Regions from separate parts of the Homo sapiens genome. Here regions 1 and 3 are each linked to region 2. Evidence: read pairs that join two places in POLR2A ChIA-PET (ENCODE). Cell type or tissue: PC-9. All regions are shown on one strand. Each heading gives the region's core, and the rest is flanking DNA. Links, peaks and the distances in the headings are about the cores only.

Region 1 (5,478 bases), core at 438-5,437, 66 kb after region 2:
TCCCCCAAACCACTCTTATCTCTGGTAAGAAAATCCCAGATCCCAGCAGGCCCTGGAGCGGCTTATGTAAGTGCAGGTGTCTGGGTCACAGGGGCTCCCCACAGAGGGACCTGAAGGCGGCTCTGTGCTCGGGGGAGCTCTCTGGGGGGCCGGGTGTGTGCTAAGTAGAGGTTTGAATTTCAGCCAGAGCCTCACCTCAACGGGCCGAAGTGTGCAAGAAAGGTAGGGGTCAGGCCTCCTGGGCGGCGGGGAGGGCATGTAGGATCAGCAGAGCCATGTGGGACCTCAGCTGTGTGGCCCTGTCCCTGCAGCTAGGGCCCCTCCTTCCCAACCTCCCAGGGCCAGGGGTGGTCTTGCCCAGATACCCAGTACTCCAGTAGGGGTTCAAGCTTCAAGGTCAAGGGGAAGGAGATGGAGGGGTTGGAGGGGAGGGGTGAGCTGAGGCCACGAGCTGCCCCCATGGGCCGGGGCCTGCAGGTGCCCTCCAGGCAGTAGGCTGGGGAGAAACACATCACAGACAGATGTGGGGCCTTTTATTATTTGGGGTTCCTCTATATGGAACACGGGACCTCCCCACCCCAAGCCTAGTGCCTCTGGCACCCCCATAACCAGTACACAAGTCCCTGAAGAGTCCCCTTTAAAATCACTAATATAAAAAAGGAGCGAAGGAGGGAAGGCCGACCGCCCACAGGCTGGGCAGCTCCTGGTCGGCAGCAGGGCCAGGGAAGGACAGAGGGGGCGTTGGCTTCGGCGCAGGAAGGCACAGGCGTTCCCAGCCCCGGGGCCTCCCCGAGCCGGGAGGCGGCTCCACACGCCTGGACTGCAGACTGTGTCGAGCTAGTGGTTATAGTTTATAGTCTGCAGGCAAGGCCAGGCCGGTGGTGCTGAGTGGGTGGCCTCTGAAGTGGGGAGAGGGGACACATCAGGATGCTGGGGAAACCCGGGGCTGTCCCGAGGCAGGAACAAGCGAAAGCTGCCTTCCTGGCTTGGCAATGGGTGGGGCCCAGGGAGTCCATCCCGAGCCCATGGCTGGCACAGGCAGGGGCCACACAGTTCTGCCCGGAGCAGATGAACGATGGTGGCTGGGAGGAGAGGGGACAGGAGGACGAGGCTGCCTCTCTGCTCCAAGGAAGGCACTTGCAGCTGGGGTGGCCTGGTGTGGTGTGGTAGGAGGCGAGGCTTGGCAGACGAGGAGGGAGGGGAGCACGGCAAGGGGGACCGAGTCCCTGCCTCATGCAAACATGGTCAGCTGCAACCACTGCGGGAGAACAGGCAGGTCAGCTGGGGCCGCAGAAATGGCTCCCTGGCTTCTTCCCCACCCAAACCCCAGGTCCAGCCCCCAACTCCACGTCTCAGGAGCCACCTCAGGAACCTCATGGAGGGGTTACTTTCTTACCTCCTCCACCCCTGGGAAACCAGAGTGCTGCTCCCATAGGGGCCTCCAAGGGCCTGGACCTCCCCTCCTGCTCCTTTCCCAGAATCCAGACACCCCCACCCCAGCCTTTCAGGATTCAGGTGGCCCGGGCTTCAGGGTTGGCTCTGAGGCCCAGGCTCATTTCCAGGAAAGGACAGGGAACACTGGCCAGATAAGAAAATTCGATCGCCTGGAACTCTTCCCCAACCATGGGCCCAGGGAGGTTCCCACCTTAAACAAGTCAAAGGTCACAACTCCATCCAGATCTGTGTCCAGAGTTTTGAAAAATCCTGTGTGTTCAAGAAAAGGTGATACAGGGCTGAAAACTCAGTGGGATATTCACGCAGGGCCAGGCCTGGCCCCCTTCCTGCCTGGTCCCTCTCTACCTCCCCACAGTACCGCAAGCTGACACCCCTTGAAGCTGGGAAGCTTCACCCCTTCCTGCTGCCTGAGAAGCCACTGTCAACTCCCTCCCTCCCCGACTCTCCTGGCACTCAGCCAGGGCCCCCCAAACCCAGACCCAGGCCTCTCTGGCACACACCCACAGCACTGGCCTGTATCTGCTAATTCACCCATCTGTCATTCCCCCCAGCTCCTGGGGGACGCGTTTGGGACGGAGCTGGAGGGTGGGAGGCAGTTGGGGACACTCACGGAACATGGTCTCTAGCCGCACCAGGCAGCAAACGAAATTGTCAAAGTCGACCGCCAGGTCGGGCTCCGAGTAGCGGGTGATGATGAGCTCGTACAGCTTCTTGTTGAGCTTGAAGCCTGGTCCAGGAGAGTGAGTGAAGGTCAGTGAGGCGCAGCCCCTGCCCAACAGGATGGGGGAGGGGTTGGGTCCCCAGGAGGGGGCTGGGGCTAGGCAGGGTGCTAGTAACCGTGGGGAAAAGGACAAGATGGCTGTTACCATGTCACCACTAGCACCCCAGGGACAAGGGCCTGGGGCATAGGAGCAGTGGGGCTACCTGTCCTGGGCCCCACAGGTGCCGTCAGCCTTGGAGTCTCACCTGCCGACTCAATGGCCATCCGCATCTCGTAGGCACTCATGCTGCCCGACTTGTCCAGGTCAAACTTCCGGAAGATGGACTGAGGTGGCGGCAGAGGGTGAGGGCCAGGCTGAGTCACCCGGCCCTTCCCACCTGCCCGGCCCGCACCTGCATGACTGAGGTGAGTGGGGACAACCTACCAGGTAATTCCGGATGCGGTTCCACAGGATGTTGAACTCCACCAGGCCCAGCTTCCCATTGCCATCACGCTGGGTGGCCGTTAAGAAGGAAATTCCATCACTTAGACCAGTCATGGGAGAGTGGGCAACTGTGCAGAAGGGGAGATGGCCGCCGAGCCGGCAAGTCGACTTGGGGCTGGGTGAGGAGAAGCAGCAAAAGCCATGTACAGTCAGCCCACAGCCGGGCTTGCCTTATTCTCTGAGCTGGGCTGCAGTGGAGTGGGCTGGGGAGGGGTCAGAAATAGCACCAGCCTCAGGGTCAATGGGGACCCAGGTCTTGCTCCACCTTTCACTTGACACAGGTCTGTGCCTCAGTTTCTCCCTCCCAACCAACAGGAAGACGTCCAGGGAGACATCTGAGCATGGGGCACTGTGTGTCCACACTCCGCATGGCTCTGTCCTGTTCTCTGTGCTGTCCTGGGACAGTTCTCCCAGCACCGATACCTCCACCCAAAACCCCACTCAGGAGACAAAAGCAAACGGAAGGATACATCCATGAGGTTCACCATGCTGCGGCACGACTCTAGGCTGAAGCCCTTGGTCCGCAGGTCTTTGTCTGCAAGAAAAACCAATTCCAACATCTCCACCTAGTGAGCTTCCTGCACCTGCCCCTGCTGGGAGCACTGGGTGGGGCAGAGTCAAGGACGCACAAATCCTGACGAGTGGGTGCAATATCTGGCAGAGGAAGTGGGCAGGATTGTTTGTATCATCAGGAAGTACAAGTAAAGTATTTTAGCAATCAAGCCAAAGTCCCAACAGCCACAATTAGTCCAAAGTAAAAAGAAATGAGTGTGAAACAGAAGAGCGAGAAATTGGGTAGAAAGATGGGGCAGGGCAGGGCTTGCTGTAGGCTAGGAGGGTAAGCAGTGCTTCACTAGCAGAGAAGAGGAGGAGAAAAGCTCTGCTTAAGGAAACCGTGTGGATGGAGGTCAGTGGCAGCAAAGGGGAGGGGAGGGGATGAGAGGCCAGCAGTTGTCTGCCCTGGGGAGTGAAGCCAGTCACGTGGTGTTCCCCAAGCCACTCAGCCTGGCCCAGGAGGCTCTGGGAGGAAAGGTAGACTTTTCTTTGGCACTAAGGTGCTGCTCCTGCTTTTTTTTTTGAGACAGGGTCTTGCTCTGTTGCCCAGGCTGGAGTGCACTGATGTGATCACAGCTCACTGCAGCCTTAACCTCCCTGGTCTCAAGCCATCCTCCCAACTCAGCCTCCTGAGTAGCTGGGACTATAGGTGCATGCCACCACGCCCAGCTAATTTTTGTACTTTTTTGCAGAGACAGGGTCTCTCCATATTGTCCAGGCTGGTGTTGAACTCCTGGGCTGAAGCGACTCCTGCCTCGGCCTCCCAGAGTGTTGGGACTACAGGTGTGAGCCACTGTGCCTGGCCAGGCTGCGCTGCTAATCCCACAAAGGCACAGCACCCGAGCACAGGGATTATCAGGATGGCAGGTCAGGAGGAGGAGTATGGGATGGAAATGGCAGGGAACTGGGCTCAGAAAAACTGGAGGATTCCCCGACTCATGCAGACCAAGGGATGAGGTTCAGCTCAATGTGTGAGCAGGAGCCTGGATTCTGATGTGGAAGAAATGGTGGGGTGGTGGGACAGCCCCGCGGGGACTCACGTTTGCTGATGATCCTATTGAGGATTGTCCGCAACTCCTTCACGCTGATCTCCATGTCCTGGGGAGAGAGAGGAGGTGGCACCTGCCCCAGGAGAGGGCTGCCCCTCACAGGCCCCTCCCAACCTGCCATGCCCCAACCTACCTCCCCTGCCAGCTGCCTGAAGAGGGCCTTGAAGTTCTCGTCAATCTCCTCTTCTGAGAGCACTTGCTGGACCGAGAAGGGGAGAAAGCAGGTAAGAGAGGCCCCGGCCCTGCCCGTGTGGAGGCAGCTGGAGGGAGGGCTGAGGTCACATATCTGCTACAAGTCACTTCGCTTCTCTGAGCCTCACTTTTCTTTTCTTTTCTTTTTGAGATGGAGTTTCACTCTGTCACCCAGGCTGGAGTACAGTGGCGTGATCTCAGCTCACTGCAACCTCCGCCTCCCGGGCTCAAGCCATTCTCCCTGCCTCAGCCTCCTGAGTAGCTGGGATTAAAGGTGCCCACCACCATGCCCGGCTAATTTTTGTATTTTTAGTAGAGACGGGGTTTTGCCATGTTGGCCAGGCTGGTCTCAAACTCCCGACCTCAGGTTATCCGCCCGCCTCAACCTCCCAAAGTGCTAGGATTACAGGCGTGAGCCACTGAGCCCGGCTTGAGTCTCACTTTTCTAATCTGAAAAGGGAATCTCGTTCCTGCCCTGCCCTGCCCCGCCCCATATCCAGCACTCATGTGACCTAAATGAAGGGGATGCTGTTCAGCTCAGTGAGTAAAAGGCAAGAGTTTGGGCCAGGTGCGGTGGCTCACACCTGTAATCCTAGCACTTTGTGAGGCCGAGGTGGGTGGATCACTTGAAGTCAGGAGTTTGAAACCAGCCTGACCAAAATGGCAAAACCCCGTCTCTACTAAAAATACAAAAATTAGCCAGGTGTGGTAACGTGCGCCTGTAATCCCAGCTACTCAGGAGGCTGAGGCAGGAGAATCACCTGAACCCAGGAGACGGAGGTTGCAGTGAGCCGAGATCACGCCATTGCACTCCAGCCTGGGTGACAGAGTGAGACTCTCTCAAAAAAAAAAAAAAAAAAAAGGCAAGAGTTTGGATCCCTACTGTATGGCCTCAGGCAAGTTCCCTAACCTCTGTGAACCTGAATTTCCCATTCAGAGGAGGTATGGTAACAAGACCCGGACAGGGTTGATGTGGGGAGGAAATGAGGTAACACAGGTGAAGTGCTCAGCACAAACCCGCC
Region 2 (5,597 bases), core at 165-5,164:
GCCATCATTCTTTCTTTTCACAGCCTACAGAAAATGAGCTCAATTAATTATCTCAATCTCCAGTGCCACCTCTACGTGAATAGTTTAGAAGTTACTTTCATACATTACAAAACCAGTTTCTGCTGTCAGCTTTATTAGTGTGCATTAAAAAATGACTAGGCAGCATTTTGCCAGCTTCTCCAAGCTCTTCCCTGGGAAGCTCCATGAGCCATCCATTACAGCAGGCCCTTTAATGCAGCAAGATGCTCACATGAGGACAGTTGTAAACAGATCTACAGGTTTCAGAGCATTGTATTGACATTTGGAGAATATAACTCCTGCAATGGTGCTGGCACGTCTATAAGAACCATCCCTACATACCAGGTTGCAAAGATGCTCTTAAGTCTAGAAAGCTTTCTTCCAAAAAGCCTGAGAACTCCCCAAAGCAGCAGTAGACTACCCTAAAGTAAAACTGTCCTTCAAAATCCAATTACTGCCAGGCATGCTGGCTCATGCCTGTAATCCCAGTACTTTGGGAGGCTAAGGCAGGCAGATTGCTTGAGGCCAGGAGTTCGAGACCAGCTTGAGCAACATGGTAAAACCCCATCTCTACAAAAATTATAAAAATTAGCTGGGCTTGGTAGCATACACCTGTAGTCCCAGCTACTCAGGAGGCTGAGGTAGGAGGATCACCTGAGCCTGGAAGGCCAAGGCTACAGTGAGCTATAGTTGTGCCACTGCACTCCAGCCTGGGCAACAGAGTAAAAGCCTATCTTAAAAAAAAAAAAAAAAGAAAGAAAAGAAAAAAAAAATCCAATGACCACTCACCTTGAATGACTGCAGAGCTTCTATCACCACCTTTCTAAAGTGATAGAGCTGAAAAGGCCGAGAGCAGTGGCACATGCTTGACATCCTACACTTTGGGAGGCCAAGGCGGGTGGATCACCTGAGGTCAGGAGTGCAAGATCAGCCTGGCCAACAGGCGAAACCTCGTCTCTACTAAAAATACAAAAATTAGCCAGGCATGGTGGCGAGCGCCTGTAGACCCAGCTACTCGGGAAGCTGAGGCAGGAGAATCGCTTGAACCGGGAGGCAGAGGCTTCAGTAAGCCAAGATGGTGCCACTGCACTCCAGCCTGGGTGACAGAGTGAGAGTCCATCTCAAAAAAAAAAAAAAAAAAAGTGATAGAGTTGAACAATCTTAAGCTCTGGTTCATCTAGAAGTGATCCAAAGTAGAGGTAATGACTCCTGGCAGTTGGTGTTTCCCTGAAGGGTTAATACTACTGCTCCGGAGCCTCATCTTGATGTGGAAACTCCTAAAAACCCATCTACTCAGCAGAGCACTTGCCTATGGAATTCTCTAATATGAGACGTGTCATTTATGGATTTCAAAAAATTACATATGATCTTTGTGGATTTATGTGCAATGGTGGCAGAGGGACAAAATACCAATTAAGTCAGGGCAGAGTCACAGTGACAAGAAAACTCTCAGAAACTAGTTCTAACCTGACTTGGAAACAATAAACAGGTTATGAAACATTATGAACAAAGATATGTGCTTTTCTTTAAAAAAAAAAACTTTAGATGAAAAGAAAGAAAAAGAAACCCAACAAAACACAAACAGAAGCAGGTGGAAACCTACTTGCCTCTACTGACAAGACCTGTTAAGACTCTTAGACTTCTGAATAGACAGGTTGTTTTCAATACAAGATATCAGTTCCCGATCTAGGAAATGAGCCCTAGAAAAGTGGGTGGAAAGTGAGTTTCCTTAATTACCGTAAGAAACAGTAATTTTCCACAAAGAAAAGGAGAGCAAGGAAGGCAGAGAGCAATAGGCTTTCAAGCCAATTCACTGCAGAGGTACATGCCCACCTATAGTTAATTAATAACTCTGCTGTTAGCCTTCCTCAGATAGCCAGAGAAAGGGGAGGGGAGGCCAGCTTTATGGCACTTGAATGAATTATGATCCATACCTTGGAGAGAAACTTGACGGTGAGAGTAGCTGATGGGGGCTACGAGTTGACACACTCCTTTTTGTTAGGGGGGTTTCTGGGGTAGAGATAGCTCGCTTCTGAGAACCCTAGGGAAAAAAAAGGAAAACAAAATCTCAGTCCTACTAGACCCAATACTAATTAAGTGTATAGTACCTTGGAAGAAAAGGGAGAACATGTCCAAACGAAGGCACAAAATAGGACTGGGTGGGTTCTCTTCTTAAGGCCCCATCATCCAAGCATAATCTCAAAAAGAAATCTTCAACAACTGTAACCAACATTCAGGACACTGTCCCTATTTTGAAGGCAATTACGAGAAAGCAAACATTTTCCAAAAAGGACCACCAGGCTGGTAATGTGTCCTGTCAAATCCTTCATATGTTTACTTTCTGTCCCTACCTCTATGTTTTCAAACAGATATGAGTTTTACAATGCATAGTTTTGATCTATGTGTACACATTTTCCTGAGAAGGAATGGGACATTACTACTTACTTTGGCAAAGTCTACCATACATTTTCAAAGGAAATGACTCCAGGCAGATAACAAGGTTGAGCTCATACTTGAAGAGTTAGCAAACATCTGATGGTCACTCCTTTTTTTTTTTTTTTTTTTTGACTCATCAACAAGAATCCAAAGATAAGCCCAGAACGGAGGCTGAAACCTACAGTCCAGAGACCTATTGCTCCCTAAAGTCTAGGATAATCGACTGTAATAGAGAAAACAAAATCCTTGCCTGGATAGCAGCCAGGAAGCCAGCTAGTCTGCAGCTTTCCCTGCCCTAGGGCTCCTCCTGGCTGCAAGTTTAAGAAGTTATATTGCAGAGTGGTCAGCTGGTGGCAACTGCAGGACAGAATGCCAGAGAACAGATTCAAAACCATCAAAACCAGCTGCAATGGAAAATAGATTAAAAAAAAAATCCCTTATTCTACTACCCTGATATAATAACCAGTTTTGAATATTCCTTAATGGTATTTTAATATTTTTCTAGGCCAGGGGTGGTGGCTCATGCCTGTAATCCCAGCACTCTGGGAGGTCAAGGTGGGAGGATCACCTGAGCCCAGGAGTTCAAGACCAGCCTGGGCAACGGCGAGACCTCATGTCTGAGGAGGAAAAAGAAAAGCCAGGCGTGGTGCCTTATAATTTGTATATTAAGATTACAAATACACAAATTAGAATATACAAATTATAGTCATAATCTTAGTTTAAATATAAACCTAAGTATTTTATGTGCTGAATTTTTTCACTCTATATTAATTATCAACATTTTCCCACACTGTTACATTTTTAATCTTTTTTTTTTTTTTGAGATGGAGTCACTGTCACCCACGCTGGGGCACAGTGGCAAGATCTCGGCTCACTACAACCTCTGCCTCCTGGGTTCAAGCGATGCTGCTGCCTCAGCCTCTAGAGTAGCTGGGACTACAGGTGCCCGCCACCACATCCAGCTAATTTTTGTATCTTTAGTAGAGATGGGGTTTTGTCATGTTGGCCAGGCTGGTCTCAAACTCCTGACCTCAATTGATCCACCTGCCTCGGCCTCCCAAAATGCTGGAATTACACCCATGAGCTACTGCACCTGACCCAATCTTTTTCCCTTTTTTTTTTTCCGAGACGGAATTTCACTTCGCTCTTGTTGCCCAGGCTGGAGTGCGATGTGCGATCTCGGCTCACTGCAACCTCAGCTCACTGCAACTCCACCTCCCGTGTTCAAGTGATTCTCTGGCCTCAGCCTCTTGAGTAGCTGGGACTACAGGCATGCACCACCACGCCCAGCTAATTTTGTATTTCTAGTAGAGATGTGAGTTTCGCCATGTTGGTCAGGCTGGTCTCGAACTCCTGATCTCAGGTGATCCACCTGCCTCGGCCTCCCAAAGTGCTGGGATTACAGGTCTTTATCCTTTTTAGTAGCTGTGTTATTTAATTAAACTGACCTACAATGATTTACATAATTACTTCTCTATTGCTGGATTATGGGTTGCTTGTAATTTTCAGTGATTACAAGTAATGCTGAGTCTCAGGTGAAAAGTGATTTGGCAAATTAAGATTTTAAATTAAAAAAATGCTAAAATGCGTATCTTCATGCATACAGCTTTTCCCATAATTTGAATTATTTCTTCAGAAGAGTTTTTTTTTTCCCCCTAGGGAGAATTACTGGGTCAAATGATAGAAAAAGATTTTATGAATTTGGCCAGGGATGGTGGCTCGTGCCTGTAATCCTAGCATTTTAGGAGGCTGAGGCAGGAGGATCACTTGAGCTCAGGAGTTCAAGACCAGCCTGAGCAACATAGTGACACCCTGCCTTTATTTTTTTTATAATTAAAAAAAAAAGATTTTATAATTTTAACACATTTTCTCAAACTATCCCTCCAAAAGATTCTCCTAATATACAGTGGGCTACAACACTCCACGGCCAGTGTTGTGGGGCAGGGATATTTTGAGAGAATGACAGTCTGTCTCGCAAGACGTGGCAAGGTGACAGCACTTTGGTAAACAAGGCACAGTCTGGTGTTCTAGTCCTCAGCCTCAGGGCTGAAATCCAATAGTGTTCACCAACTCCAGTACCAGTTCTCAAGGATGCGCTCCCTTTAACCAAGCTCATACGATTCATTATTAACACTTAATGCCAATTTCATCATGTTTTTTTGTTGTTGTTGTTTTTGTTTTTTGAGACGGAGGGTTGCCCAGGGTGGAGTGTGCAGTGGCATGATCTCAGCTCACTGTAACCTCCGCCTCCTGGGTTCAGGCAATTCTCCTGCCTCAGCCTCCTGAGTAGCTGGGATTACAGGCATGTGCCACCATGCCGGGATAATTTTTGTATTTTTAGTAGAGATGGGGTTTTGCCATTTTGGCCAGGCTGGTCTCGAACTCCTGACCTCAGGTGATCCATCCACCTTGGCCTCCCAAAGTGCTAGGATTACAGGCATAAGCCACTGCGCCTGGCTAGTTTCATCTTTTCTTTTTTTTTTTTGAGATGGAGTTTTGCTCTGATTGCCCAGGCTGGAGTGCAGTGGCACGATCTCAGCTCACTGCAACCTCCGCCTCTGTTCAAGCAATTCTCCTGCCTCAGCCTCCCGAGTAGCTGGGATTACAGGCGCCCGCTGCCACGCCCGGCTAATATTTTTGTATTTTTAGTAGAGACAGGGTTTCACCATGTTGGCCAGGCTGGTCTTGAACTCCTGACCTCAGGTGATCCACCCATCTCAGCCTCCCAAAGTGCTGGGATTACAGGCGTGAGCCACCGCAGTGGCCGGTTTCATCATTTTTAATCAGAAATGTAGTCACCAATGGTACCATATTTTCATATCCTAGGGTAAGCACATTCTCACACTCACAGAGAAAATCAAATTATAACCAAGGATGCCAGTTTATTAATTTACTAGAAATATAATTGCCAAGGGTATGGGAACGTCAAGTCCTCAGGCTAACACATTCTCTCCGTTAGGGACATGGCAGCCAAATCATCAGCAGATTTATGGTGAACACGGAAGCAAAAGAACAGCTGTCAATCGTACAGGTGAAATATTTAATAGTGATAAGCTAAAATCACTGACATATCATATTTACCTCTATAGCAGAGGGACACCTGTTCCCAAGACCTGACAAGGGTCAGGCAACCTCAGCCTGGC
Region 3 (5,597 bases), core at 590-5,589, 300 kb before region 2:
ACCCCAGCCTCCTGCTTACTCCCCTCCCCCTGGACCCCATGGTCCCTTCCTGCCCCAGCCCTTCCCCTGGGGAGCCTAAATTTAGCCCCGCCTGGCGGGTGAGGCCCCCACAGCTGTGCCCTAATCCAGCCAAGGGAAGCTGACACCAGCAAGCACGTATATTTAGGGTGTGACGCAGGGGCCTGGGCAGCTATGGGTGGCGGCATGTGAACGAGATGCCCCTGAACCTGTTGGTAGTCCAGGCTGGGGCCTGCACCCTCTGGTGAATCACCCCTCACCCTGCCACCTTGCCCTCCGCAACCCTCTCCTCCCGGACCCACAACCTCCTAGGTCCTCAGGCCCCTTTAAGCTGCTCCCCGCCTCCCTCCTCAATCCTCCCAGCACTCAGTTTCCCCTTTTAAGGACATTGTGGAGATGTTTCCAGCCTCCCAGCACTCTGGCTGAAGAGGCGGGAGTTGGAGGGGTTCTTCTGGCTCAACAAGATGGCAGGGGAGGAGGGGGCAACATCTCTGTTCTTAGCTGGACTAAGTAAGGTCAGGGAGGCTCCTGCCCCAGCCCTAGCCACCTGCAGACCTCAAAACTTGATCCCTTTTCCAATGCCACCCTGAACCACCTTTCTGGCACAAGACATGCGGCCTCCCTCCCCCAGCCCTGACCGCAGCTGAGGAAGGAGTGGACACAGGCAGAACCTCAGGCCTGAAAGTCCTGACCCCCGCGCAGGGAAGGCTGCCCACGCCCCCAACTCCAGGGGTCCCACAAATTGCAAGGGCACTTCTGAATCTCCGAGCCTGGGAACGGAACCAGGGCCCAAGCTGGGGTGGGGGCCCATTTGGTCATTGGGCTGGGGGGGCAGAGTCCTCTCAGGCTCAAAGGGCCGGATGAGGTCCCAGCAAGTTCGGGGGAGCCCCCCCGCCTCCCTCCCACTCACCATTTCTTGGTGCACTCCAACACTAGCTCGTGGTAACAGGCCACGAACTGGAACTTGGCCGCCCGCTTGCCCACGCGCTGCAGGCGCTTCCACACCGAGGTCATGGCCCCCGCCACCCCGCCGCCCACTTCTCAGGCCCGGGGCTCCCGCTGGCCCGCCACCGCTGGCCCGGCCCGGGTCCCCATGGCCTGTCCGCGCCGCCCGCCCCGTCCGTGCGGAGGTGTCCCAGGCTCCGACCCGGGACCGCGCTCTCCGCTGCCGCCGCTGGGGCCCGCAGGGTGGTCTGGCTGAGTCTGCGGGGTCGCCTGGGGCGCGTCGGGTGGCGAGCGCGGAGCTGGGAGCGCGCCGTTTCCTGGAGCCGCACCCCCGTCGGAAGGCGGGCGGGGCTCCGGCGCGGGGCGGGGGCCGGGGCAGGAGCGCGGGGGCGGGGCGACCCGGCTTCCGGGGCCTCGCGCCGCGACCCGGGAGCGGGAGCGGGGGCGGGGGAGGGGGGCGTGGAAGGGGTGTCGCCCGACCGCAGTGCCCGCTCGGTGCGCGCAGAGGCTGCGTGGAGAGAGGGCAACCAGCAACTTGGTGCCACCCTAGAGAGCGCTGCCCGGGCCGCCTTCCTTCCTGCCCGCAGCCCTGGGAGGTACGTACTACTGGCCCCCTTTCAACGGCTGGGAAAACTGAGACCCAGAAAGGGGAAGGGACTTGCTCAGAGTCATACTGTGAATGTGGACGAGGACCAGCTCTCAACTCCAAGGTGCAGCCACCCACGTCTTAACCAGAGCAGGAAGGCGTCAGTAACCTCGGTGGCCCAACCTCAGAACCTGACTCTGCTGTCAAGGGGGAAGATAATCCCAAACCCCGACAAGTAGCTGGAGAATCATAACTGACCTCCAACCAAGTGTGACTTTGGGCAAAGCGCTAACACTCTGAGCCTCAGTTTCAACGTCTATTAAATGGGGATAATTGTAGTTCCGCCTTTTAGGGAATCCCTGAGAGGATGAACCTCAGAAGGCATTTAGCAGAAAGCCTGGCTGATTTTGCCATGCCTCCTTATTAAATGGGATGCGCTATAATGGATGGGGAAAACGTGTCATTTTTGTGTATGTTTACTCTCCCTCCCCAGGAAAGCCTGCCTGGAGCGTTAGCAGCTGTGAACCCCTAGATTAGAGCCCTTATCGCCTACCCACCCGCCCTGCATGGTAATGAGCCTCTGCAGGTGTCAGCTGCCCTGGGGCAATAGGTCAGTTTGTTCCTTCCCGCTGCTCTGCAAGGTGTGTAAATGGACAGGAGCCCGGTGCGTGACTGCTACTTGGTTTAACGGGATGTCTGAGTGCCAGGACTGCCATCTGGGCTGCATCTCCAGGAGGCAAATGGCTGCAGCAGGGCGCGGGGATGTGCTGTTCGTCCGCACACCTCGGTGTGCGGCTTCACCTCTTTTCAGGAGGTTGTGAGGTGTCGTGTGCGCGTGTAGGGGGCTGAGTACCCACTGTCTCCGAACGTGCTGGCTTCTTCCGGTGGGCTTGACAACTGGGTTTGGTTCTCAGTCCCAGCGGTGTGGGTCCCCGGTTTCCTAAGAAACCTTCCACAGATAACTGTAAAGACCGCTAGTGCTGTGGGGAGAGCCGGCGGTCTTCACAGACTGAGCGGGGAATACGGGTCCCTGGAACCCCAATCAAACTTCACCGCCGCGGAGTCTCATGCTTGGCCTCCGGGAAGGCCCGAGGTGCCGCGACTTCACTCCCCTCGGCCTCTGCCACCCCTCCCTCCCACCCGCGGGGCGTGAGGTCCCAGGCCGTTCCCGGAGGCGCCTCCCCCGCCCCCGCCGGGGCCCCTTGCTCCGGCGACTCCGGCCACCCATTTCCTGCGCCGCCTCAACCCCGCCCCGCGCGGGGTGGAAAGTTTCCCTCCTCAAGGTGGGCGGCTCCTTCTCCTTCCTTCCCGGCAGGCAGGGAAAGCCCGAAGCGAACTGGGAGGAGGGAGCGGGGGACTCGGAGGTCGCGGGCGAGAGAGGGGAAGTGACTCGACCGCAGTCACCCGGCGGCTGAGCCAGGCTCGGCCAGCAGGCAGCGCCCCCAGCCCCGCCCCGGCGGGACGGCAGGGCCTTCACTCGGCGCGGGGCGGGGGGGGAGGGGGTCTCGGGCGCCACCTGCTGGCAGAGCGCGGGGCCGCACCTGCCACAAACACCGCGGTCTTCCCGCCCCAGAGCCAGCCAGGCAGAGCACAACGACGCTGAGTGTATTTATTTATCTACGCGCCCTGGAGACCGGCCCCTAAATTTAAATATCCAGCACGGGGCCTTGGCCCTCCTGGCCGTGGGTGGTTATTGGGACGGGTCCTGGAGCCCTTCCAGGGCAGAGGAACCCAGAGCCCGGAGGTGGGATGCCCCTGAGCCAGCAGCTGCCGATAGCAACAAAAGGTGAGGAGGAGATGGGAGCCAGGCACTCATCCCAATCCCAGAGACGCCAAGCGGAAGGGAAGATGCTTCGGGCCCCACCGCAAGGCTGAGGGTTGGCCAAGCTGGGGGTGCACACATGTGGAAGAACTGGAGGCCCAGTGCCATGAGCAGAGGCTGTACCCTAGATGCCCGCCCCAGTGCCAGCCAACCCAAGACAGGAGAAAGAGTTTGGCAGTTTCGCCTCTGAGGAATACATGCCTGGCCCTCCTGTGAGGTGAGGCGGTAGGGGGGAAGGCGCAGGCTCCGAAGTCTGAGGGCTTGCCGGAGGGGGAGTTTCTGAGCCTTTTGCATGGGTGCATGCCCCCTGCCCCCCAGCCCTTCAGAGGCTGATGTGGAAGGCATCCTGCAGCCACTGGTCACGGGCATTGTGCGTCTGGGGCACAGTAAGGGGTGGCGGGTCAGGAGGCAGGCTGGCATCGGGAGGCTCCTCGTCGTCAGACAGGCCCGCATCCGGTGGGTAGGAGCTGTCCGAATGGAGGGAGGATGACAGGTCCTGGCAGAAGCTCAGGTCTTGGCACAGGTGTTTGTAGTCCTGGATTGACTCGTACAGGCCCCACAGCTGGCACAACAAGGACATGTCCAACTGCCGCAGCCCCACCTGCAGACAACTGAGGGTGGGCTGGAGTTGGGGTCCAGGCCACCCCAGCCCAGCCCCGCCCCCTGGAATAGTGGGCCCCAGCCCATCTTCCCCGCACCTTCCTAAACGAAGTTTTTGTGGACATCAGGCACCACCTGCAAGCTATGCAACTTTAGTCATGACCCTCACCCAAAAAATGGGGTTATCCATTTAGCCGGATGAAATGAAGTAACGTCAGCAAAACATTTGAAAATATATGGTAACTACTGCCATAATTGGTAACTATCACTAATTATTGTTACCATAACCCTTGCAACCCAACTGGTGCCTGCAAGTCCTCTGAGACCCAGGCCGCCTGTCCCAGTCCCCTGCGTTCCTCCGCGTCAGCCCCCCGCCCAGCTGGCCCGGCGCCCACCCACTCACCATCTCCTTGCGCAGCGCGGCCAGCGCTGAGTCGAGGTTGACAGGACGACGCGGGCCGGCTGCGGGTCCCGCGTTGGCGGCGCCGGCGGCGTGGCGGGGCCCGTCCGGGGCGCGGGCGGCGCGGCTCAGCTCGTCGTGGATGCGGCTGCGCTGGCTGTAGACGCGCTCCAGCTCCCGCCACGAGCCCCCGCTCGCATTAAGGAGGCCGCTGAGGCCGCGCGGCAGCGGTGGGAGCCCGGCCAAAGCGCAGCCCGCCCCGCCCGGCGCCTCTGCCGAGGGCAGCCCGTTCATGGCCGGGGCCGGCGCGGACGGCGATGCCACCTCCTTCCCTCCAACGCTCCGCCCGGGCCGCCGCCCGCAGGCCCCGCACCCCGCGGCCCCGCCGGAGCCCAGCCGCCGCCCGCAGGCCTCGCTTTGTTCCTTCCCCAGCTCCTCAGACTCCGCCTCTGCCCCACCCCCTCTGGATGGGCCGGGCCTCTCTTAAAAAGGCAACGGTTGTGGGACCACGTCGCGCAAAGCTGAGAAAAGGCAACGGGACATCCACTCACTCAAGGGGAGATGGAAAAATGCGGCGGAGGGGGGAAAAGGCTGAAGGGGGCAGGCGTGGTTTCTTCACGGTTCTTTTTGCTACCCCGTCTCCCCGCCGCGCCCCGCCCCGCCCCCACACCCAAGGAAAATGATCTAACAGTGGAGTCAGGAGACTGGCAAGTCCACACTTGGTGCCTAACGTGCCACCTGACGCTGGGGTCACCACAAACTCCTGTCGGTGTCTGAGTACCTGGGGTGGGCATGAGATGGGATAGGCTGATAGGGTCAGGATGCTCAGGGGAAGGAGGGGAATCTATCAAGGGGATCGGAACACAAAACCTCACTTCCAGGTGGGGAATGGACACCAGATGGCGGAAGAGGCTGCAGAGGTGCTGCCAGAGACAAGGCTAGGGTCCACCCCTCTGGCTGCTACCTTTGAAAAGGCTATGGCTTCTTCCTTAGAAAAGGGGCATCACATAGTCCTCTACCTACTCCCTCATCCTGACTGGGGAAACTGAGAAGAAACAAGCTCAACTCATCTCAGGGCGTCAAGGAGAGCAGAGTGGAGAGGTGAAGAGGCCAAAAGCTGGAAAAAGGTGAGTGGAGCTGGGGCTGGCATGCACACTTGGAACCAGGAAAAAAACAAACCACACAGAGGAACAGCTGTTTTTCTAGAGGGTTTTTCTCAGGGGCTT

Evidence for each region. Peaks named below come from ENCODE experiments on the same cell type or tissue, not always from the same donor. Only the 100,000 strongest peaks of a DNase experiment are listed, where the experiment ranks them.
Region 1: POLR2A ChIA-PET joins it to region 2 with 12 read pairs; 13 of 35 experiments call an interaction of 5 or more read pairs at or near these places.
Region 3: POLR2A ChIA-PET joins it to region 2 with 46 read pairs; 6 of 35 experiments call an interaction of 5 or more read pairs at or near these places.

Annotation. Positions count from the first base shown.
Region 1 is chr11:65,207,040-65,212,517 of GRCh38, reverse strand. CAPN1 (calpain 1) reads right to left here. Exons shown (of 22, transcript NM_005186.4): 15 at 4,398-4,463; 16 at 4,256-4,313; 17 at 3,131-3,195; 18 at 2,601-2,669; 19 at 2,422-2,500; 20 at 2,066-2,182; 21 at 1,646-1,704; 22 at 512-1,258. The coding sequence ends at 1,232. Among named protein-coding and RNA genes, the nearest start is that of CAPN1, 28 kb to the right of the region's middle. RefSeq lists a silencer at 1,016-1,219 and an enhancer at 1,910-3,109. In PC-9, for the core only: no CTCF peak of the experiment used is centred there; DNase peaks (open chromatin) are centred at 2,547, 3,297 and 5,417; H3K4me3 peaks cover 2,063 bases; H3K27ac peaks cover 4,587 bases.
Region 2 is chr11:65,272,354-65,277,950 of GRCh38, reverse strand. POLA2 (DNA polymerase alpha 2, accessory subunit) reads right to left here. Exons shown (of 18, transcript NM_002689.4): 5 at 1,953-2,059. Among named protein-coding and RNA genes, the nearest start is that of POLA2, 13 kb to the right of the region's middle. In PC-9, for the core only: CTCF peaks have their summits at 2,564 and 2,768; a DNase peak (open chromatin) is centred at 2,580; H3K27ac peaks cover 1,673 bases.
Region 3 is chr11:65,571,738-65,577,334 of GRCh38, reverse strand. ZNRD2 (zinc ribbon domain containing 2) reads right to left here. Exons shown (of 4, transcript NM_006396.3): 4 at 5,447-5,597. FAM89B (family with sequence similarity 89 member B) reads right to left here and starts at 4,797. Exons shown (of 2, transcript NM_001098785.2): 1 at 4,375-4,797; 2 at 3,145-3,972. The coding sequence starts at 4,665. The coding sequence ends at 3,694. EHBP1L1 (EH domain binding protein 1 like 1) reads right to left here and starts at 1,282. Exons shown (of 19, transcript NM_001099409.3): 1 at 929-1,282. The coding sequence starts at 1,032. RefSeq lists silencers at 1,008-1,107, 1,168-1,227, 1,238-1,657, 2,678-3,197, 4,477-4,926 and an enhancer at 2,168-2,307. In PC-9, for the core only: CTCF peaks have their summits at 2,897, 3,100 (motif pointing left), 5,041 and 5,244 (motif pointing right); DNase peaks (open chromatin) are centred at 2,174, 2,914, 4,834, 5,254 and 1 weaker place; H3K4me3 peaks cover 4,345 bases; H3K27ac peaks cover 1,925 bases.